Regions from separate parts of the Homo sapiens genome. Here all the other regions are linked to region 2. A link is a contact called in ENCODE Hi-C or POLR2A ChIA-PET data. All regions are on one chromosome and are shown on one strand. Each heading gives the region's core, a stretch centred on a gene start or an enhancer-like site at or near the end of the contact. The rest is flanking DNA. Distances are from core to core; before and after follow the strand shown. Region 1 has its middle 29 kb from the start of LINC02856. Region 2 holds the start of TWSG1-DT (TWSG1 divergent transcript). Region 3 holds the start of RAB31 (RAB31, member RAS oncogene family). Region 4 has its middle 190 kb from the start of NDUFV2.

Region 1 (5,567 bases), core at 12-2,511, 340 kb after region 2:
CTGATTTTCGTATTCAAGTGTCAGTACCACACAATTTTAATCACTGTAGCTTTAAAATATATTAAAATATCTGATAGGGCCACTCTCCTCTTATACCATTTTTTTAAGATTTTGTCTGACCTTTATTGTTTGTTTGTCCTTCCTATGAAATTTAGAATTCATCAGTTTACTTTTAAAAATCCTGTTGATAGTTTTATTGGTAACATCAGTTTTGATCACTTATATTTTCTTAGAAAATTATCTATTCCACACACAGTAAATGTTTTTTTCACCAAAATCTCACTTATTAACTTACTGTTTAACAACAAATGTATGTTGACTCTCCTCTTGTTTTCTTGGTAACATTTGTACACAAATTGTCTATTTTCTTCAGCGAACCAGCTCTTGGATTTGTCTACCAAATGTGTTGTTTTATGTTTTCTAATTTATCCATTTTTTGCTCTTGACTTTATAATTTTTTCCCTTTGTTCCTTTTAGGAAAAAATAAATTAGAAGAAAAAAATCATTGTATATAAGAAATACCTGTTTTCAATGTAAATGAAGGTTTTATTTTTCATTTATTCACTGAATAATTTTTAAAGCCTCCATGTTCTGAATTTGGTACTAGCCAGTAAGAAAATAAAAATATCCTTTATATAGGGAAATAGAAATCATTCCAGCATATAAATGCTATCAGAGTCTCAGGAATGCTTTTCTGGAACATTCCAAAGCTGAATTGGCAGGCTCTGGCTTTTCTCTGGCTCGCATCCTCACCACCTGGATGGTTTCCCTAGTTATGATCTCCCTACCCATAATGGAACAAGAGTTCTTAGAACTGGGGTCGGCTGGGCACAGTGGCTCACGCCTGTAATCCCGTAATCCCAGCACTTTGGGAGGCTGAGGCATGGGGATCATGAGGTCAAGAGATGGAGACCATTCTGGCCAACATGGTGAAACCTGGTCTCTACTAAAAATACAAAAATCAGCCAGGTGTGGTGGCACACACCTGTAGTTCCAGCTACTCGGGAGGCTGAGGCAGGAGAATCGCTTGAACCCGGGAGGCGAAGTTTGCAGTGAGCCGAGATGGCGCCGCTGCACTTCAGCCTGGTGACAGAGTGAGACTCTGTCTCAAAAAAAAAAAAAAAAAAAAAGAGAGCTGGGGTTAATCATTCACCTGCATTGACCTGAGATGCCTTAGTCATGGTTAGTTCTCCCACACTTGTTCTTCAGAAACCTCTGAAACCACACCCTTGTGAGGTAAGAGGCCTTCCAGTCAACAAGTCATGCAGTTCTCTAGCTACCAGGGAAACCTGATTAGATACTAATAACAGGAACCTCTCGGCCAGATGGCATCCACTCACCTCTGTGCAGGGGTCAGGCATTTTAGTGTGCACTTCCTCAAACAGTCTAACCATTTCTCTTATGTGTTGTGCATGGTGTCAACCAGAACGAAAACTTCCCACTCTACAAGTGTATAAGGCAGTAAAAGATGCTGCTTTCACCTATGAGTTTCTGTAGCACACATGCTTCCTCTTCATGGCTTGATACCAGCACGGTGGATCCCACAAGGGCGTTTTAGCTTAGAGTCACTGCCCTCTAATGTTAGAGGTTAGAAATCACCCAGAGGCTGGTCCAACCTCTTTGCAAAGAGCAGATTGCTCAAGGACACAGGCATCTGGGAGAAGAGGGTGGTTACACACCCTTATTCCCAACACTTGCCATTCCCATCATGCCCCATATTTCTCATCTGTCAAAAACAGGAAGCAATAGCGTTATTGAATACTATTAGTGTGAGTACTAAAGAAGAAAATATATAATGTGCTTAGTGCAGTCACTATACAAAATTTAGGAAGTGTAGGCTTAAAAAATATTTTATTAAAAATGAGGTTTCACTGTGTTGCTCAGGTTGCACTAGAATTTCTGGGCTCAAGGGATCCTCCCACCTCAGCCTCCCACGTAGCCGGGACTCCAGGCACAACACCATGCCCTGCAGTGTAGGCTTACATTTTAAAAAACGTTTCATCTGGAATCTTCAACACTTCAATAGTCATGGTGTCCCTGTGTTCCTAGAACCAGATGGTAAAGAAAATAGAACAGTCTTGGGTTGCAAAAATTTAGGTATTTATCTCAGAAAACCAATGAGCTGGCTACATTTTTTTCTGCCTAAAAAATGTTCAGAGGTAGCAATCTGGCTGTAATCAGAGATGTATTTCATAGCAAACTTAGAGTTTTTACTTGGATATCATGTTAACTTGCATAGCATCTAAAACAGCACAGATTTTTATTCAATTTGCATAATATTGAGAAAAAGGTCAACTTTCCATACAAAAAATATCATTTTTGTGGATTACCGCTGGGAGGTGCTATGAAGGTAACAGGGTAGTTAAAGCCCTCTCTGGAATTCTTTTCTTCCACTACTGAACATCTTTGTGGTTTCTCTTAAAACAATTCAAAGCAGCAAACGTTTTTAACCAAAGCTTTAAATAAATTAAGCCCTGGGCCATTTTACAACTTATTTTCTACTCTCCCGCCTTCCAGCATGAGCTTAACAAGAAAATTTCAGTATCGAGTTCATAGAGTTTTTACCGTGGTGTATCCTCTGGTGACCTTTCAGTATTCATCTGACATTAAGCAATTGGAAGTCCTTGTCTGAACCAAGGATCGGTGGACTTTTTGGCACCAGGAGTTTTCCTCTTCAAAAATAATAGATGGGGCCACGGTCTATTGAAAATACATGGGGAAAAATGAAGTCCCCCTAAAAATGAGAATGTTAGATGCTAAAAAGAGATAAAAAAAACCTATCCAGATATGATAGGAAATAGTACTGGCTAAGGAGGACTTGAAATAGCTTTTGACTACCATCTTCTGCTCCTTAAACTGGTTACCCAGTGTGGCTCACCCCGATGTCGTTTGAATATCCTCTTTTTCCACATAGATGAGACTCCAAAAGAATGTGCAGTGAATGGACAATGCCTGTGCCTCTGCTTATGTTGAGACAATGACCAATGTTGGTTGCTTGTATTTGGAGCACAGTGAGGAGTGGGCAGTGGATTTGGCAGACGTAGCGCAATTTGTTTATCCATTCACCTGTTGAATTTGGGTTGTTTCCCATTCGGGGCAATTAGAAATAGAGTGCTCTGAGCATGTGCGTTTGTTTCTCTTGATAAATACCTAGGAGTGTAGTGTCTGTCTCATATGGCAGGTGAATGTTTAAGATTTTAAGAAAATGCCAAACTCTTTTCCAAAAGGTTTGTAACATTTTACATTCCCACCAGCAGTGTATGAGGATTCCAGTTGCTCTATATCTTCACCAGTACTTGGAATGATCTGTCGTTTTTTTTTTGTTTTGTTTTGTTTTTGAGACGGAGTTTCCGCTCTTGTTGCTCAGGCTGGCGTGTGATGGTGCAATCTCAGCTCACTGCAACCTCCGCCTCCCAGGATCAAGCAATTCTCCTGCTTCAGCCTCCCGAGTAGCCGGGATTACAGGCATGTGCTACCACGCCCAGCTAATTTTGTATTTTTAGTAGAAATGGGGTTTCTCCATGTTGGTCAGGTTGGTCTCGAACTCCCGACCTCAGGTGATCCATCTCAGCCTCCCAAAGTGCTGGGATTACAGGCGTGAGCCACCGTGCCAAGTCAGAATGATCAGTCTTAACTTTAGTCATTCTAATAGGTGGGTAGTGGAACCTTACTGGGGTTTTAATTTGCATTACTTTAATGTGTAGTGATGTTGAATATCTTTTCTATTGAATATTTGTTTGCTATTGATATCTTCTTTAGTGAATCTTTGTTCAGATCTTTTGTCCATTTTTAAATGTTTTTTCCTGAGTTTTGAAGGTTTTTATATATTCTACATACAAGCTATTTGTCAGATATGACTTGCAAATATTTTCTCTGAGTCTGTAGCTTGGCTTTTCATTCACTTAACGCTGTCTTTTGAAGAGCAGAAACTTTAAATGTTAATAAAGTCTAATTTATCAGTTTTTTTTAATAGGTCACGCTTTTGGTGTTATATCTCAAAATCCTTTGATTAACCCAAGATCAGATAGATTTTCTTCTATTGTTTTTCTAGAAGTTTAATACTTTTAGGTTTTGCATTTACATCTGATTCACTTTGAGTAATGTTTTGATTATGGTGTCAGGTATGGAACAAAATTCTTTTTTTTCCATATGGATATCCAGTTGTTTCTTAGGGGGAAAGAATTTAGTCTTTCTATTAAGTATGATGTTAGTTGTCGGTTTTTGAAGATGCCCTTTATCAGGTTGAGGACATTTCCTTCTATTCCTAGTTTGCCAAGAGTTTTTAACAAGAGTGGCCATGATATATTACTACTTGAAAGTGGACTGTGATGGGTTAAATATGTCAAGTTGGTTGATTGTGTTTTTCAAGTCTTCTATACACTTACTTTCTGTTTACTTGTTCTCCCAATTATGGAGAGAGGGTTGTAGAAATCTCTAACTATAATTGTAGATTTGTGAATTTCTCCCTGCAATTTTTAAAATATTTTTTGAGACAGGGTCTCCCTCTGTCGCCCAGACTGCAGTGCAGTAGTGCAATCTTGGCTTACTGCAACCTCCACCTCCCAGGCTCAAGAGATTCTCCTGCCTCAGCCTCCTGAGTAGCTGGGATTACAGGTGCGCACCACTACTGCCTGGCTAATTTTTGTATTTTTAGTAGAGACAGGGTTTCACCATGTTGGCTAGGCTAGTCTTGAACTCCTGACCTCAAGTGATCCACCTGCCTCGGCCTTCCAAAGTGCTGGGATTATAGGCCTGAGCCACTGTGCCCGGCCCTCCCTGCAATTATATCAGTTTTCATTTCATATGTCTTTAAGCTCTGTTACTGTGTGCCTAAACATTTAGCATTATTCTTTTTATGAATTGATGCTTTTATCATTATGAAATGATCTTCTTTTTCCCTGGTAATATTTTATCTGAAATCTGCTTTATCTGGTACTAATATAGCCACTCCATCTTTCTTTTGATTTTCATGGTGTATCTTTCTCCATTATTTTGCTTTTAACTCCTTGTGTTTATATACATAAAGTACTGTCTCTTATAGGCAGCATACAGTTGAATCTTATTGATTTTTTATTTTTTGAGACAGAGTCCTGCTCTGTCCCCCAGGCTGGAGTGCAGTAGCACCATCTTGGCTTACTGCAGCCTCTGCCTCCTGGGTTCAAATGATTCTCCTGCCTCACCCTCCCCAGAAGCTGAAATTATAGGCATGTGCCACCACGCCCAGCTAATTTTTGAATTTTTGGTAGAGATGCGGTTTTGCCATGTTGGCCAGGCTGGTCTTGGACTCCCAACCTCAGGTGATCTGCCCACTTTGGCCTCTCAAAATGCTGGGATTACAGGCGTAAGCCACCATGAAGGGCCTTGAATCTTATTTTTTAATCCAATCTGAAAATCTTTGCCTTTGATTTAGGGTGTTTAGACCATTTACATTTAAAGTAATTGCTGAAATGATTTTATTAATGCTGTCATCTTGCCCTGTTTGGTATTTGACCCATGTTTCTTTATTCCTTTTTTCTTCTCTTCTGTCTTCCTTTGGTTTAGCTGAATACTTTTTATGATTCTGTTTT
Region 2 (5,625 bases), core at 148-2,647:
CACAAAACCTCTTTGGCATGCTCCATAATTTTCAGGAGTGTAAAGGGATTCCGAGACGAAAAAGTTTGAGAACCTCTGATCTGCGGTATCACTTTTTAATGGCTGAATTAGTGCATTGATCGGAAGTTTCCTAATTCACTTAACTAGTATATAATGCCAAGAATAAGATTCTTATACTTAAATTTGGGTATACCCTTAATTATTTCTCTAGGATAATTTTCAAGGATGATTTTTAAAACCCATATTTATTGTACAAAAGTGGGCTAACATCAGTAATGCAATCCACCCCCAGCCAATCAGCTGTTTTCATTCTGTTTCCTTCCAATCAACAAAGGTGGGTGGTAGGCATTTACGATTTACCAGCATAAGGGTTTGACACTAGGTCATCATTTCCAAGGGAAGGTGCCCCGCGGACGGTCTGGTCTAGCGGGCTCTAACTTAATCACCCTGGAATCTTCTTTAAAAAGCAAATTCCGGCCGGGCACTATGGTTCACACCTGTCATCCCAACGATTTAGGAGACCGCGGTGGGAGGATCGCTTGAGCCCCGAAATTTGAAACCAGCTTGGGCAACATAGCAAGACCTCCATATCTACAAAAAAATAAAATATTAGCCAGGCGTGGTGGTGCGCGCCCGTAGCCCCAGCTACTCGGGAGGCTGAGGCGGGAGGATTGCTTGAGCCTAGGAGGTGGAGGCTGCAGCGAGCCTGATGTTGTCACTGCCCTCCAGCCTGGTGAGAGTGAGACCTTGTCTCAAAAGAAAAAAAAAAAAAAGCAACCCAGAGTTGTGGGAAAGAACTGAGTGTCATTCTCAATGTTTTTAACCTACGTGCTAACCGCGCACCTTCTACCTAGGCTGCGCGACCTCCGCGCCCGGATCCATGGCGCCCCCTCTTCTCGACTCCCGATGCAGAGCTCCGATGCAGAGCTCAGCGCCAGCCACTCACAAGGAGCCTGGCAAGTTTTATCGAATTGGTGAACGAAGTTCGAAAGCTCTACCCTTGGAGATCCTTATTCAGTAGGTCTGAGGTAGACCTAGGAAACGCGCATTTTATATAAATCCTACCTCTGACGGCAAACGACAAGGGGTTCACGTGCCAGCTCTCCTCGGCGACGCGCTAGGCTACTCAGCGCCCCGAGCCTCGGCCTCGCATCGCTAGAACCCGGCCATGGCCGCTTCCTTACAGGGCAGCTGTGAGGAGTCCTGAGGAATTTTAGTACACGGCATATCCTCAGCGTAGTGGCTAGCACATCACAAGGCTTTAATCTTAACACTGTTGATCTTAACACTGCAACTGAGGGGGCCCGGAGAATGGGCCTGACAGGAGGGTCTGTCGGAACCTGAGGGACTGGGGATCCCGGTGCGGAGAAGCGCGAAGGGAAATCGCGTTGAGCAGCTGGGGTGGGTGCGCCTGGGGGCGTGGCCTGCGGGCCGGCGGGCGGGCGGGAGCCTGCGGTGGAGGCGTGGCACGAGGGAGGGGCGAAACCGGGTGGCGCGGAGGGGGCGTGGCGTTGGGAGGGGCGGGGGGAGTGGGCGGGGCCGAGATGGGGGCGTGCGCGCTGACAGGAGCGCCGGGGGAGTGAGAGACGCCTCCTGGCGGGAGCTGGCGGCTGTGGACCCCAGCGGGGGCGGAGGGGAAGAGGGGAGCAGGGGCGGGGAGCAAGGAGCCGGGAGGAGGGCGGCGGGCGGGCCTGTCTCTTTAAGGTGCCCGAGGCTCGCGGGCGCTGCGCTGAGGGGACGGCGGGAGGCGCGGCCTGGCCTCGCACTCAAAGCCGCCGCAGCGCGCCCCGGGCTCGGCCGACCCGGCGGGGATCTAGGGGTGGGCGACTTCGCGGGACCGTGGCGCATGGTGAGTGGGAGCGGCTGGGGGGTTGTGCAGCCTCTTGGCCTCTTGGTTGGGAAGGGGCCGGGCGCCGAGCTCGGCCCTCTAGAGGCCCGGGGCCGCGGCGAGCTTCGCGGGGGCCGGGAGAAGCCTGGGCCCGGCTGCGCGGAGGACAAAGTGGGGGTGCTGGGCGCGGGCGCACAGGCCGGACGCCGGGAGCCAGCAGCATCTCTGCGCCGCTTTGGTCCAGACCATCTCTGGGCCGGCCCGCGTCCTCCGCAGCCCGCGTCGGCCGAGCCGGGGTGGGGGTGGTTCCGGGTGCCCGGTCCCCCACACCGCTACCGGCCTCTGCCTCGCGGGGCGTCCGGCGCCTTCGGGGCCCTGGCACCGCTCTACAGAGGCTCGGCTCTGCCCTGGTCGCTGTCAGTGCCATCTCCCTTAACGAGAAACTTGGGCGTGATGTATGCGAAACAATTTTGATGCATGATGGTTTCTAACTCCTTAGGAAAAGATAAGTCCTTTAATTCTATTACCTGATTTCGACATGGTCGTAGTTACTTGAATACTTTTTCCAGTGAAATTTGGGGAGTAAGATGAATTTGTGGAACATTTCATAAGACAACCGTAAAAGATGGGAAAGGGGGGAAATCCCAGTTTTCATGGTTGTAGGATGAAAACTAGTTCCACGACAGTTAGTCTCCAAATAACCTTATTTGGCCTCCGCAAATATGTACTGGTTGCTCCAGAAATCATCCTACTTGGTATGCGGCGTTAGATACATTAGAAAATTAGTTACTAACGGTCTTTAGGGAATGCTTTGTGAGCCTCAGTAACGATCACCAGGGTTTTCTCTTTCAAAATTGACTCATACCAGGTCCAAAGCCCTTTATTCTTTTCACCCTTTTATTATTTTTCCTTTAATGTACTTTGTAACACTTAGAATAAAAGTTTAGAGTAATCATAAATGCCCCCATAAACTCACTATTTATCCCTCTTACGTCAGTAGTCATTTATTTTAATTTATTATGTTTGATAGGGAGGTGTTTTAACCTGAAGAAATGATATCTTCCCGTATTTAAAGTTTAATAACTGTATACTGTTTGGCCCCTGTCAGACTGTGTTTGTGCTAGTCTTTTTTCCTTCTTCTTTTTGAACTGTAGTATCTTCTTAATAACTTTGAAGAATGTGTGGTACTAATAGAATTAAAAGAATATCTTGGCCGGGCGCGGTAGCTCACCCCTGTAATCCCACACTTTGGGAGGCCGAGGCGGGTGGATCACCTGAGGTCAGGAGATCGAGACCAGCCTGGCCAATATGGTGAAACCCCGTCTCTACTAAAAATACAAAAATTAGCGGGGCGTGGTGATAGGCTCCTGTGATCCCAGCTACTCGGGAGGCTGAGACAGGAGAATCGCATGAACCCGGGAGGCGGAGGTTGCAGTGAGCCGAGATTGCGCCACTGCACTCCAGCCTGGGCGACAGAGCGAGACAACGTCTAAAAGAAAAAAAAAAAAAAGAATATCGTCACATTCTAATAATTACCTAGAGTTTTTAATGCAATTAGTAATTAAACAGCCTTTTGTTATTTGCTCAATTATTTAAGAAGTGACTCTGTGGACTCTACTTCTTGCTTTGAGCTGCTTTATTCTGTCTAAATAAGCCTGAATAATTTCCATTTAAAATTTTGTTTTGATTCTAAGAATTAAAATTAAATATCTTAAAATTATAATACAATATTAATAGTTTTATATGGGCTTACAGTTGAATAATGGACCTAAAATTAAAGTTGAATAGTAGCAGTGCAGTATTGAAGCTAGTTATTTGCCTGATATACTCTCAAGTTACTGAGGGTTTAGATATACTCACTCTACTTTCACAGTCACCATTTCTGGATAGTCTGAGGAACTGTAGAGTTCTAGGTCCTTGAAGATGGCTATGAAGCCATTATTATACAAAATTATTGTTTATTTTTGAATGTTTATATAATCTTTCATTGAGAATGATCTTTAAATGATCACTCAAAAGTTTTTTGAAGGCCAGGCATGGTGGTATTGTCTGTAGTCCCAGATAACTGGGAGGCTGAGGTGGGAGGATCACTTGAACCCAGGAATTGAAGGCTGCAGTGAGCTATGATCACACCACTGTACTTCAGCCTGGGCAACAGAGCAAGACTCTAAAAAAGAAAGAAAAAGTATATTGACACAAACAATGAGTCTTAGTTTATGTTTTGTTTCTCATTTTTATATTTGTTTTTACCCTAGCACTTGCCTTTGAATTAAAGTTGTGTTTGTTTGTTTAGTTTCCTGGGAGTTACTGATCATCTTCTTTGAAGAAACATGAAGTTACACTATGTTGCTGTGCTTACTCTAGCCATCCTGATGTTCCTGACATGGCTTCCAGAATCACTGAGCTGTAACAAAGCACTCTGTGCTAGTGATGTGAGCAAATGCCTCATTCAGGTAGGACTAAGAGTACTTTTATTAATATCAAAATATATTGTAGAGCAGAAACATTATGTTTATATACAGATATAGAGTGCATATATCATATAGAGTAAGACCTGAGTATTGGGTCAGGGCCTGAGGTACTGAATCATGACACACAGGTCTGGATTTTTACCCTCATAGCAATCAATATATATAGGCAAGGTTAGATTCAAGAAGTTCAATACTGAGTATAATATCCTGTTGTATAAACATGTCATTACAAGGTGATGAGCACTCTATTCAGATGATTTAATCTGTGTAATCTAATTAACATAGCAAAGAGGTTCAATGAATGTATTTAGAAAAAAAATTAGCTGGTCAAATAATAGATAAATTGTTACCCTAAGTATGATGTATTAGTTGTCCATTGCTATGTAACAAATTACCCCAAAACATAGCAACTTAGTGCAATAAACATGTATTATTTCATGCAGTTTCTGAGGGCCTGGAATCTGGGAGCAGTTTAGCCAGGTGGCTGTGGCTTAGGGTCTCCCACAATGTTGCAGGCAAGTTGTTGGCTGGGATTGGACAATCTGCTTTCAAGATACTTCGAAGTTATATCTCTTCCAATCATCAAGGCAGGCCTCTTAATGTAGCCACCACTCTCATTTTTCTGGGGAGAAAAGTAAGAGGAAGTAATGTGGCTAAGTTAACAGGCTCGTATTGAACTCCTGATTAGCTTCCTTTCTAGTTGCAGGCTGTGCACTCAGAAATTCAGTAGCCACACACATTAGCATTCTATGTAAAGTATGAGTCAGCTAACATGACTGTAACCCTCACTTGAGAGTAATTGTGTATATGTGCTAGAGTGACAATTGTTTTTATACATCAGAAGCATTTTGTGCTTATTTCTGACATTTTGGTCCTTCTCGCTAATAGTTGGAATTCTACTTGCCCCCATTTCGTACTCTGATAACCCTAACTTTGCATTTCAAACCAAAACATTTAACTAGAGAAGTGTGTTTGCTGTTCAGTTTTTAACTTTTTCGCTGTGGACATTTTCAGGTATAAAAGGAGAAGAATATAATGAACCATCCATGAGTAGTTACTGCAGTCACTACCTCATGGCTACTCTTATTTTATCTATACCCTCCTACATTATTCACTCCCAGCTGTTTTAATTTCAAGCAAATCCCTTGATACTGTTTTGTTGATAATTCTAATATGTATCTCTAAAAGAGAACTCTTTACCAACATAGCTATTAGACCAATTTTACAGTTTAAAAATTAACACTAATTCTTTAATCACCTAATTTTGTATGTGGAAATCTTAATAAGGCACGCCTGCTTAGGCTTGTGTTGGCTGGAAACTTTGTG
Region 3 (5,762 bases), core at 41-2,540, 370 kb after region 2:
GTAATCTCTACAAGCCTGCACCTCGAGGGCAAACTTCCTGCTCTTCTGGGGAATTTAATTGTGAATTGTCTGTTTCGGGGCCCATTTTGACTCCTGTATTCCAGGACTTATCTCTTTGGAGGCCTTGATTTGGAATTTCCCATTGGATGGGGCTACTTGGGTACTGGGTAGCTTCAACCTGGCTTCCGTAAGAACAAAGCCAGATGATCACGGTGGGTGGTCTGCTAGGAGAATGGAAATGCCATTGATTAAAATTGGAAGGTTAAGAGAGAGGCCTGAGAGTTTGGGATAGGAGATGAAGTTTCAAAAAATCAGTTTTTAAAAAAACATTTCCCATCTGAAATGCCAGTGAATTGTTCAGATAGATTACATTGAAAAGGCTGACATTTCTGTAGCAGCAACGAATGAAGTCATCCGAGTGGATGAGGTGCTCTAGGCCATACATGGAGAAGAGAACACAGTTACCCAAGCCTCCCCGACTGTGTGCGGCCACAGACTCTGCTCATTTCCCAGTTAGGAACGATGCAGGGGTCTGCTGGGATCTCCACGTTTCTACCTGTACCTCTGAGGACTGGGTTTCTGCCCACACGAGTTGCAGGATTTGCTCTACTGAGAAAAAGACTTTTGCTCCAGAAAGCAAGTTTCCCGTTTCAGACACGGACAGCGAGTTTTGCTTCTAGAATCATTTTCAGCTGCATACAGAAAAATGAACTTGGCTGAGCTGAAGAGCCACACATATGTTAAACGGAAGCTCGGGTATTAGGAACGTCGAGAAAGGCAGGCCGAAAAGTTAGCCCCCTTCTCCTCACCCCTGTCCTCACAGCGGCCCCTTCAGTGGCCTGACTTTTTCTGCGTGGGACCCAGAATGTCGCTTGAGGATGGGACCCCCGCAGACCTCCACGCGCTGCCACGCAAACGGCCTCGGCCGAGAGCATTCGCTTTCCAGATGAGAATGGCATCTTCAGGGACCCGCTGGTAGTGGGGCCAGGTCTCCACAGGGCCGGTCCAGTCCTTCCTACCCACCCGGGCCCTGCGGCCAGGCGGGGCCGGGAGGGGCGGATGCCGGAGGGCGCTGGGGGAGGCCGACCCGCGCGGGGCTGGTCCGAGGGCGGAGGCAATCCGCCGGCGACGCCGCAGGTCCCGGGTGGCTGACGCCGTCCGGGGGCGTTCCTGGGAGCTGGGGGCCGGCGAGGCTGGACCCGACGCGCCCGGGAGGAGCCGGCCGGCGGCCACGTGACCCACCGCGGCGGGGCCGGCGGCCCAGAAATAGCAGCGGCGGCGGTTCCGCCCGCGGGCGGCGCGAGCGAGGGGCAGAGGCGAGAGACGCCGGCGGGGCGCGGGCGCGGCGGCCCCGGAGGATGCTGCTGAGCCCCGGCACTGCCTGGCTGCGAGCACATGATGGCGATACGGGAGCTCAAAGTGTGCCTTCTCGGGGTGAGTCCTGGCCGCCACCCGCCGGCGGACCCCGGCCCGCGCTCTCGCGCCCCTTCGCTCCCCTATTCCCTGCGCGCTCAGTCCCCGTGATCCCCTCGCTCTCCGCACCCCTCTCGTAGCCCCCGTCCCCCTCGTCCGCGCGCCCCCTGGTTCCCCGGGTCCCCCTGGCTCCCCTAGTCCGTGCGCCCCTCGCTCTCCGCGCCCCTCGCTCTCCGCACCCCGCCTGTTCTCCGCCTCCCCGCCGTCCGTGCGCCCCTCTGGTCCGCCCCCGCTCTCACCCTGCCGGGGTCCGGGTCCGAGCCTGCCCCGGGCTTACTCCGCTCTTTCCTCCCGGCCCGCGAGTCCCCGGATCCGCGGCGACCTCGCGGGGACCCCCAGCGGGGACGGGGCAGTGGCGGCGAGTCTGGGGCCCCGAGGGCTTTCTCCTCCGCTTTTGATAGTTTCCTTCCGGCAGAAAGTTTAAGTTGCTCAGCCAAGTCGCTGAGTGCTCTTTTGCCTCCTGGGGGCAATTGATTTACTCACGTAAAACAGAAAAATAAAACCAAAAGCGAACCCAGCCAAGGGGGTGAAAGCCGAGGGCGCGGCCGGGGTGGAAGGTGAGGCAGTGACCTGTGCGGAGCGCGCCCTGCAAACTTCCCTGCTGCGGGTGAAAGAAGCTGCCTGGGAAAGTCCTCCCCACCATCACTCCCCTAAAGTGGGGTTTTCTCCGCCCGAAGAAGCCTTAAAGCAGCCAGAAACAAAAAAGCAGTCAATCCGTGCGGCCCGGGGACTGCAGACAGGGGACCCGGCGAGGACGCAGGGAGCCGCTGGCGAACCGCCCCTGGGAATTCAGATAAACGTAGGGTCGCTTCCTTTCGGGGGCCCACTCCGCATTCCAGAATTCCTTCTTCTAAAAGAAGAGCCGGTTCTAAGGGCGTTTTCAGCAGCCATTAGCATCTGGTGTACCCGCCCGTGTCATTGGCAAAGCTGGTCTCATGAAAACCATTTCCTAAAAAAGGGCAGCGAAAGGGTCGCATTCTTGTGCGAACTGATCTGTCAAGATGGGGGTACAAGAACTGTAGAAAGAGGAAATGATTTCGGTGAGGACTGAATTGTGCCAGCGTCTCTAGGCTTCCTCTAGGCTCTTGTGGAACCTCCGGCAGGCTCCCATCATCGGCTCCCATCACCGGCCTCTTCCAAAACCATCCCTTACGCTAACTCGATTGTCCGGTTGGCTTAGAATTCCAGAGGATCTGGGAAGGCCCTGCCCTCCCTGCTAGCCCCTGGCACAGATCCGCACAGATCCCCACCTCCCCCGACTTGCTCAGCCACAGCCAGGATCTAGTCTGGTCTTTCTCTGTTGACCTTTTTGTGTGGCAGGAGTGGGTTTTCCTGTTCCCCAGGCCCTCTAATATTTCCAGACATAAATTCCAGGAATCCCATGCTTCCCTCTTGAGGGGCCATTTCAGCCTCAGGAAAGGCCTTCAGAGACTTAGAAGGAATGTCGTGTTCCAAGGAATGAAGAGGCAGCCTTGATGTGCCGTGTTTGTCAGGACTGGCCTTGGGAAAGGTGAAATAGGACATATTTTTGCCTTTTTTTCTGCAACTCTTTTCTCTTGACTTTTACTGAGGTGGTCCAAGCCCTGCCGTGTCACAGGACCCCTTATTTTCAGTTTCGGTGTTTAGGGACAGGTCTCTATGTCCTCCTACCAGGACACTGATCAGGTGGCAAGAACCCTGTGTCAAGAGGCAGGAAACCTAGGCTCTCGTTCTTTCCCACCAAAGAGCTGTGTCGTTTTAGCAAAGCAACTCAGTGGCCTCATCTATGAAATGGGCATAATAACATGTTCCCCCTTTAGGCAGAGGACTACACCAGATGATCTCTTAAGATACATGTTACCATTTCCTGCTAATCTATGAGTTCAGGGTGCCAATTAGCAAACCTGGGAGAGGAGGAAGCTGGAGGAAATCTCTTTACTTCTTTTATCTCCAAGAAAGATACACACTCTTTGAGTGGCTTCCTGCAGACAGTGCCTTACCTTTGCCAGTTCTGTGTGTAGGAATTTGAACTTGGAGTTGGAAGAACCATGCCAAAGCAGAGAAAGAAGAGGTTTCTGGGCAGACGGAGGCTTTGAAACATCAATCGTGGCCGGTCGCGTTGGCTCACACCTGTCATCCCAGCACTTTGGGAGGCTGAGGCGGGGGGATCATTTGAGGTCAGGAGTTCAAGACCAGCCTGGCCAACATGGTCAAACCCCGTCTCTATTAAAAATACAAAAAAAAGTTAGCTGGGCGGTAGCGGCGCATGCTTGTAATCCCAGCTACTCGGGAGGCTGAGGCAGGAGAATCGCTTGAGCCTGGGAGGTGGAGGTTGCAGTGAGCCGAAATCACGCCACTGCACTCCAGTCCGGGCGACAGAGTGAGACTCTATCTCAAAGAAAAGAAAACAAAAGAAAAGAAACATCAGTCATATCACACCACATTTGTGGCTTCCTTTTTTTTTTTTTGAGGGTGGCTGTAAGTTTCAGTTTTATTGAAATCAGAGGACATTTTATTTGAAAGACCAAATGACCTTGTTGTCCACACTGAGTAAGATTTGCCACATCCCCTCGTTTGGCTGGCTCTTTCCTGGGTGAGATGTGTGCAGCAGGCTGTGTTTCTAGCTGCTCATCCAATTAGGCTGATTCTCTGGGTGGGATAACATTGAGGGAGATCAAAACCATTTGACTGTCTTCGGTTTACTCTCTTCTCTCTCTCTCTCTCTCCTCTTTTTTGTTTTGAGACAAGGTCACATTCTGTCATCCAGGCTGGAGTGCAGTGGTGCCATCATAGCTCACTGCACCCTCCAACTCCTGGGCTCAGTGGATCCTTCTGCATCAGCCTAGGTTTATTCTCTTGATTCGAGAGACCCTGTGGATCAGTCAGTGCTAAGTCCAAAAGTCCTTTAAAAAATATATGTATATTTTTGAGATAGGGTCTCACTCTGTCACCCAGGCTGGAGTGCAATGGTGCCATCCTGGCTCACTGCAGCCTCAGCCTCCCAAGCTCAGGTGATCCTCCCACCTCAGCCTGCCAAGTAGCTGGGACCACAGGTGTGTACCACCCAGCCCAGCTAATACTTTTTATTATTTTTGTAGAGATGGGGTCTCCCTATGTTGCCCAGGCTCTTTCAACATTTTAACAGGAACCTTGGGCTCATTTGTGCTTTGCGTAGGGAGGTCTGTCTTTTCTGGGTGAAGTTTTGTGTGTGGCTGGCATTCAGCTTCCTGTTTTTTAGCCATGAGACACCTCCCTGAAGTCTTGCTATGACCAAGACCCTGACAGCCACACCTTCTTTCTGCCTGTTAGAATCACTTTCTGTCGGGTTTCCCTTATAAGGTGATAGAGAACATAGACTTCATAACAAAATATCACTCTCACTGGGAAGGCTGAGGGGTTGGTCTTTTTGTGCCTGGTACTGTGCTCAGTGGGGACTTGGGGACATGCTTCGCATTTAAGGTATAGGTTGTTTTAGGCATGGGCAGTAGGCGCTTTCAGCACAGGCTCCCTGCTGGTCACTCTTTGCTGTAGTTTCCTGCTCCATCCATGGGGTCGGAGGTCTTACCTCCTGACGTTAGAGTCATTTGCAGCAGGTGGGAGTGAAAGTGGGCCGGGTGCCAGGTCTTCTTTACCTGAACCTCTCCTGTCTTCCTGGCACATTAGGAATGTCCAAGCTTATTTCTATTGGTGAATGCTCCCACATGGGATGGATAATGGCCTGTGGAACATTCTCTGAATGCTTTGTGTTCTTGGAAAACCAAGGACTGAAGAGCGTTGGGTTTGTTTAGGTTACCTGTTATAAATTCTTGGCTCACATTTCATGTGTGGACTTTCTTGGGTTTATTCCACATGGGGACAGCCCAGCAAGCCTTTGTGAACGCCCTTTCCTGGCCTGAGCCGAGTCACCTGTGGAAGTCAGCCGTGCAGGAGGGTGTGCTTGATAGGGGGAAGCACCCTGGGCAGGACCCCATGAGTTTCCTTCTTACCAGGAAAGTGTCATTCGTCCCACTTTGTGATCTGAACTGGTATTATGAAACATGAAGCTTAAAGGCAACAAAGTATGTTAACAACAACAACAAAAAATACTTAACAAAAACAACACTGAGGCAGCAGCTGCTTCAACCCCAAAGGTGGAAAAGTTTCCCAGTATGCATTTTTAACACACATCACCATGTGGCAAGAAGCAGGAGGAAGGGAGAGAGTGGGGAGGAGGAGAAAGAGAAGGAGGGGACCTTTGTTTTGTTATCTCCTTGGGGTATTTGTGTGCGTGCACTTAAAAACTGCGTGCACTTAAAAACTGCTTCCTGATG
Region 4 (5,343 bases), core at 2,693-5,192, 420 kb before region 2:
AACCCTGTCTCTACTAAAAATACAAAAAAATTAGCCAGGCATGGTGGTGGGTGCCTGTAGTCCAGCTACTTGGGAGGCTGAGGCAGGAGCATGGCATGGACTCAGGAGGTGGAGCTTGCAGTGAGTCAAGATCATGCCACTGCACTCCAGCCGGGGTGAGAGAGCAAGACTCTGTCTCAAAAAAAAAAAAAAAAAATGGTGGTGTATAATCAGTTATAGGACTCTGACAAGTGCCTTTGAATGTAGATCTCTGATGACTTTGGAAAGTGTGCCATGAAAATAGAGAAGAAATAACTTCCAAGACTCTCTTGGAAAACTACTGTGTTCATGAATGTCAAACAGAAGAGGAATTAATTGCATAGACTGAACTAGTAAAAGATTGAAATAGTTTTTTCATGACTTCCTGCTTGAAATACTGTTGATCCTTTCTGTTTTGTTTTTCAGAGTCAAGAAAACTTTTTGGGGGTTGCTATTTACAGCTTTTGGCAATTGAGTGGAGTATATGCCTATGAGCAAAATTTGGAGCATATCTCCTTCTACCTGATTTCTCCAGAATTTGAAAACTATTCATGAGTATTCTTAACTTATGGCAATATAGTTATTTACGTAAGTGCAATAATAATCTGTTTTCTTTGTAACAGGACACAATTGGAGAAACTGGTTATTTTACCAGGGCCTTGGCTGGAATGGTATTCTTTTAAATATAAACAGACTGCTTTAAGGAATCAAAGTTGACTTATAGAGCCAATGAAAGCCCCTAGGGAAAGCTAGCCTCATTCCTTGTCTACACAGTCTCTGTCCAAGGTTCCTGACCTGCGGTAGATGAAGAATAAAGAATGTCACTTTCTGACAGGCCCAGGAGCTGCAAGTTATCTTGGGACCTCAAGAGGTGAGGAATTTACCCCTCAGGCAGTTATTTGCAAGTACAAACCCATGGCTGGGCTCAAGGCTTTGAGAGGTCTAATCTGAGATTCCTTGTAGAACAAAGTTCCATCAAAGCCAATTTTAAAAAGGCCTGTATGGTGAATAATTATTCTTGATGCACTTTATACAAATAATCAGGCCAAATGTAGTCAGGTTAAAACTTATCTTGCAAACAAATCAGTCTACCATGATTTGTTTTTAATAAAAATGGGGGTTGGAGAGAGAAAATTTGTTTAAAAAGACTATGGTACACCTGTTGTTACATTCTGGTCTTGTCCATTGTTTTTTATTTTTTTCCTGCAATTTAGGCTGACCCACTTTGTTTCTGTGAACCAACCAGTGATCTCCAGCTGTTGCTGAAAAGAAATAAGGGAGATGTGTAACACAAAAATCTGGATCAGTATTCTAATTCTGGCCGTGTATTGGAATCAGCTAGCAACCTCATATCAGCTTGGTTCCAACAACTACCCAGTTAATGGAAAGCCTTCTTATTTAGTTCACTTGGGATCATCTTACTTATTTTGCTTACTGTTGTGGACTATATTGCTGTTATACTCTTTGTTTAGAAATGCAAGATAAGCTTACTCAATGTTTTCTTAAATTGAACACATTGATCTTCCAGATATCACCTTTTGTCAGAACTCAGAGTTATGAATGGCCCTCAGCATACCAACACTTTCTGACTGAGCTCCTCTCTACCCTGGATATAAGAGACCCCAATAGTTAGGCGGGAATATCATTGCCCCATTCAGCCTGAAGAAGTTACAGAAGATGGATCTTCATCCCTCTGCAACCCTTAGGATTGAGAGTCCCCTTTTAAAAGGGAGGGGGGAAGTATGTTAGAGGTGTTCAAACCAGAGGAACTCCATCTTGAGTAGAAGCTGGTTAAAATAAAGCTAAGACTCGTTGCACCGTATTCATAGGAGGTTAAGCATTCTTAGTCACAGGATGAGATAGGAGGTTGGCAGGACTGGTATCACAAGATACAGGTCATACAGATTCTGCTGACAAAACAGAATGCAGAAAAGAAGCAGGCCAAATTGCACCAAAATGAAGAGGGTGACAAAAGTGACCTCTGGTCATCCTCACTGCTCATTATACACTACCTATAACACATTAGCATGCTAAAAGCACCATGATAGTTTACAGATGCCATGGCAATGTTCAGAAGTTGCCCTATATAGTCTAAAAGGGGGAGGAACGCTCAGCTCTGGGAATTCCCTACTCCTTTCCTGGAAAACCCATGAATTGCCCACCCCTTATTTAGCATATAATAAAAACAAAAACCATAAGTATATTCAGTCAGGCAGTTCATACTGCTGTTCTATTGAGGAGGCATTCTTCTGTTTCTTTACTTCTCTAACAAACTTGCTTTCACTTTTAAACGAATTTAGTGTTCTTTGTTGAGGATGCTATATAAGCTGAAATCAAAGCCACTTCTTTGAGAACTACTCAATTTCTGAGTGACTCCAAGTGTATCTGAAACAAACATGTGAATAAACTTTTGGGTTTTTTTTCTTGTTACTCTGTCTTTTGTAATTGAAGTCTGTTCCAACTAAGAACCTATGGCTGTTACTATTTTTCTTCAGCATGATACAGGGGACCCACCAAGGAGAGGGCCACATGACACCACATGTGCTTCTCATCAGCCTTAGAATACTCTCCAGCTGGGACATATTCCTGTGTCTCATCTTTCCTACTAGACCAGAATTTGCCACATCTATTTTCTTTTTAGTCCACCCGACACACCTACCCTCCACCCCTCCACACATACACTACACATGTGCAAACATCTCTAATTAAATTAGACTATAGAGGGCTTTGGGATGGAGGGAGGTGCTAGGACCCCAAGCCCTGCTCTGCCTGTAAGCAGCAGTTCACTGACCCATTTGCTTTTCTGACAAATGTGACTTGATAACCCCTGAGAGCATCCAGCTCTAACAGTCTATAATCCAGTAAATTGCTACCCAAAATGATTCTGTTTCACAGGACTGTGTCCAGCCTATGTGCAGATTATCAACCCCCAGGTAGGCTCTGGGAAAGAAAAACTGACAGCCACCTACTTTGCAAACCCTGAGGCTGTGGTTTATATAAATAGGGACTGGTGTGACTTGAAAGCCTATATTCCTAAGGCCAGGCACAATGGCTCATGCTTGTAATCCCAGCAGTTTTGGAGGCCAAGGTGGGAGGATTGTTTGAGGCCAGGAGTTTGAGACCAGCCTGGGCAACATAGCCAGACCCCAGCTCTACAAAAATTAATTAAAATAAAGCATTAGCCAGGTGTGATGGTGTACACCTGAAATCCCAGCTACTTAGGAGGCGGAGGTAGGAGGATCACTTAGGCCCTTCAGTTTGAGGCTGCAGTAGGCTGTGATTGTATGACTGCACTCCAGGCTAGGTGACAGGATGAGACCTTGTCTCTAGAAAAAAAAAAAAAGAAGAAAATGTGTGTTTCCTGTCAGCAGCCTTTACCCAGAAATGTCATGAGATCGCCTCACTGGGCAGCAGACAAATTATATCAACTCTATCCATTACACAAATACTCCAGACCACAGGGTAGCAAAATATAAGAAAGATTTATTAAGGGAATAAAATATCCAAAAACTTAGACTTATGCCATGGCAAATCAAACCCTTTTCCTAAGTGCAGCTCACGTTTTTTCCAAAGCACTTTTTTGTGCCACCTCCATACTTCCTGGTGCCTTGACAGAGAAGCTACGTCCTAAACAGTTTCCTCAATTTGCAGTCCCTGGGGACTCCAGAGAGACGGCATTGACAACAGCATGTAATATTGATGCTCAAATCAATGTTTTAAACATTGAGCTCCAAAATGAATAAGACTAAGGAAAATAAGCAGCCCAATTTCTATTTCTTCAATCTTTGAGCAGGAGCAAACCAGACTTTTTGGCCAAATTCTTAGATTTTTAGCAGAGCAACAAGAATGTTGACACCTAACAACTTCTGAAGGACCTACGGAAATTGCTCAACAAGAGGGGACAAATGTGTGGGCTGTTCAGGTAACTTGAAGCCCTAGGGAGCACTTCCTCCTGCCACACCGGCAGGTTAAGAGCCTGTTTGTCACAGGCCAGGCCTCATTCATCATTACCCGGGTGCCGTCTCCTGACATCAGTGAGTTTTCGGCCCCTTGACAGCACCTGTCTGGCAGCCTGGGCTATCAGCTGCTCTCCTGTCGCTCTGGCTGAGCACAGGGGACAGCCTTGGCCCAGCCCTGTGGAATCTTCCAGTCCACGCCCTCCTCCTCCTGGCAGCCCGGCACACACACACAACCTCGAGGGGACAAATGAGCAGTCAGTTTAGTTTCTCTGCATTCAATGGGAGGGCACCAGATGGAAGGCCACAGAATGCACCAAGCCAGGGTCTTTGCGGGGAGGTGGGCTGTTGGGGGGCTGTCACCATAACAACAGGAAAAGCACTGCTGAAGTTTCTATTTTGGTGCTGCCACTAATTACTACGAATATTTCATTCGGCCCTGTGATCAGCCATCCCCAGAGCCGCCTGTTACCGGCAGATGGCTTGTTTTCTTCTCTCTAGAAAGTTAGCCAAAGACCACAGTTGTGTTTGGTTGTTTCATTCTTTTTTAAAACACTGAGTGGCTTAAGAATGCTTTGTTTTTGCATTTTATTGTAAAAGTCAGATACCTCTAGATTTTCTCCAAACAAACACTATTCTGGGAAATAAAAGGCAGGCCTAGTAGCATTGACTAATTTAGTGTTTAAATATATGTATGAGTGAGAAAAAGGATAGTTACGCCCTTATGAGTAGAAATACTTAGCAGATCTGACAAGTATATCCATATGGGGTTATTTTTAGAAGTTCAACTTTCCCCATTCTTTTTTTTTATTTTTTAAGAGTTAAGGTCTCGTTCTGTTTCCCAGACTAGAATGCAGTGCCACAATCGTAGCTCATTGCAGCCTTGAACTCCTGGGCTCAAGTGATCTTCCTTCCTTAGCCTCCCTAGTAGCTGGGACTACAGGTGTGAGCCACTACATCCAGCTAAATTTTTTTATTGAGATGAGTTCCAGCTATTTTGCCTAGGGTAGTCTCGAACTCTTGGTTTCAAGAGATCCTCCAGCCTTGGTCTCCCCAAATGCTAGGATTATAGGCATCAGCCACCACACTCAGCCTTCCTATTTATACACTAAAAATTTTAAGTGAAACCCTGTCTCTACTAGAAATGCAAAAATTAGCTGGGCATGGTGGTGCATGCCTGTAATCCCAGCTACTCAGAATAAGGGAGGAGACCACCCCTCATATTGTCTTATCCCCAATTTCTGCCTCCAAAGAAAGAAGAAGTAAAGACTAAAAGGCAGAAATGAAATCCACAAGCAGATAGCCCGGCGCCACACCCTGGGCCTGGTAGTTAAAGATAGACCCCTGACCTAATCGGTTATGTTATCTA

What was found. A loop is a pair of places that touch in the nucleus more often than their neighbours do. ChIA-PET counts read pairs that join two places held with the same protein, here RNA polymerase II (POLR2A). Pooled maps may share reads with other maps.
Region 1: a loop to region 2 is called in a map of PC-9, with 5 times the contacts of the local background. The contact joins the enhancer-like site here to the promoter of TWSG1-DT in region 2. A Hi-C loop is called at or near these places in 1 of 168 maps with a recorded cell type or tissue (PC-9), 11 of 37 single-sample maps with no recorded cell type and 8 of 50 pooled maps. POLR2A ChIA-PET finds 5 or more read pairs at or near these places in 1 of 52 experiments (A673).
Region 3: a map of gastrocnemius medialis shows a loop between it and region 2 (3-fold over the local background). The contact joins the promoter of RAB31 here to the promoter of TWSG1-DT in region 2. A Hi-C loop is called at or near these places in 1 of 168 maps with a recorded cell type or tissue (gastrocnemius medialis), 7 of 37 single-sample maps with no recorded cell type and 8 of 50 pooled maps. POLR2A ChIA-PET finds 5 or more read pairs at or near these places in 2 of 52 experiments (BJ and activated CD4-positive, alpha-beta T cell).
Region 4: a loop to region 2 is called in a pooled map, with 4 times the contacts of the local background. The contact joins the enhancer-like site here to the promoter of TWSG1-DT in region 2. A Hi-C loop is called at or near these places in 2 of 37 single-sample maps with no recorded cell type and 2 of 50 pooled maps. POLR2A ChIA-PET finds 5 or more read pairs at or near these places in 1 of 52 experiments (activated B cell).

Annotation. Positions count from the first base shown.
Region 1 is chr18:9,672,115-9,677,681 of GRCh38, forward strand. No RefSeq gene overlaps it. Among named protein-coding and RNA genes, the nearest start is that of LINC02856, 29 kb to the left of the region's middle. RefSeq lists an enhancer at 1,287-1,336. Within about 2 kb of position 1,262, at least 16 of the 41 ENCODE cell types and tissues checked have a DNase peak (open chromatin) inside an H3K27ac peak, as active enhancers do; they include PC-9, where a contact is called at or near this core.
Region 2 is chr18:9,333,072-9,338,696 of GRCh38, forward strand. It overlaps TWSG1-DT (TWSG1 divergent transcript), which reads right to left and starts at 1,398. Exons shown (of 3, transcript NR_183523.1): 1 at 1,066-1,398. It overlaps TWSG1 (twisted gastrulation BMP signaling modulator 1), which reads left to right and starts at 1,702. Exons shown (of 5, transcript NM_020648.6): 1 at 1,702-1,849; 2 at 4,122-4,281. The coding sequence starts at 4,159. RefSeq lists a silencer at 1,403-2,192 and enhancers at 1,990-2,490, 2,253-2,302.
Region 3 is chr18:9,707,011-9,712,772 of GRCh38, forward strand. RAB31 (RAB31, member RAS oncogene family) reads left to right here and starts at 1,291. Exons shown (of 7, transcript NM_006868.4): 1 at 1,291-1,434. The coding sequence starts at 1,396. LOC124904244 (a long non-coding RNA gene) reads right to left here and starts at 962. Exons shown (of 2, transcript XR_007066281.1): 1 at 1-962. It overlaps LOC105371981 (a long non-coding RNA gene), which reads left to right and starts at 1,662. Exons shown (of 2, transcript XR_935131.2): 1 at 1,662-2,983. RefSeq lists silencers at 986-1,555, 1,656-1,885.
Region 4 is chr18:8,908,474-8,913,816 of GRCh38, forward strand. No RefSeq gene overlaps it. Among named protein-coding and RNA genes, the nearest start is that of NDUFV2, 190 kb to the right of the region's middle. Within about 2 kb of position 3,943, at least 6 of the 41 ENCODE cell types and tissues checked have a DNase peak (open chromatin) inside an H3K27ac peak, as active enhancers do.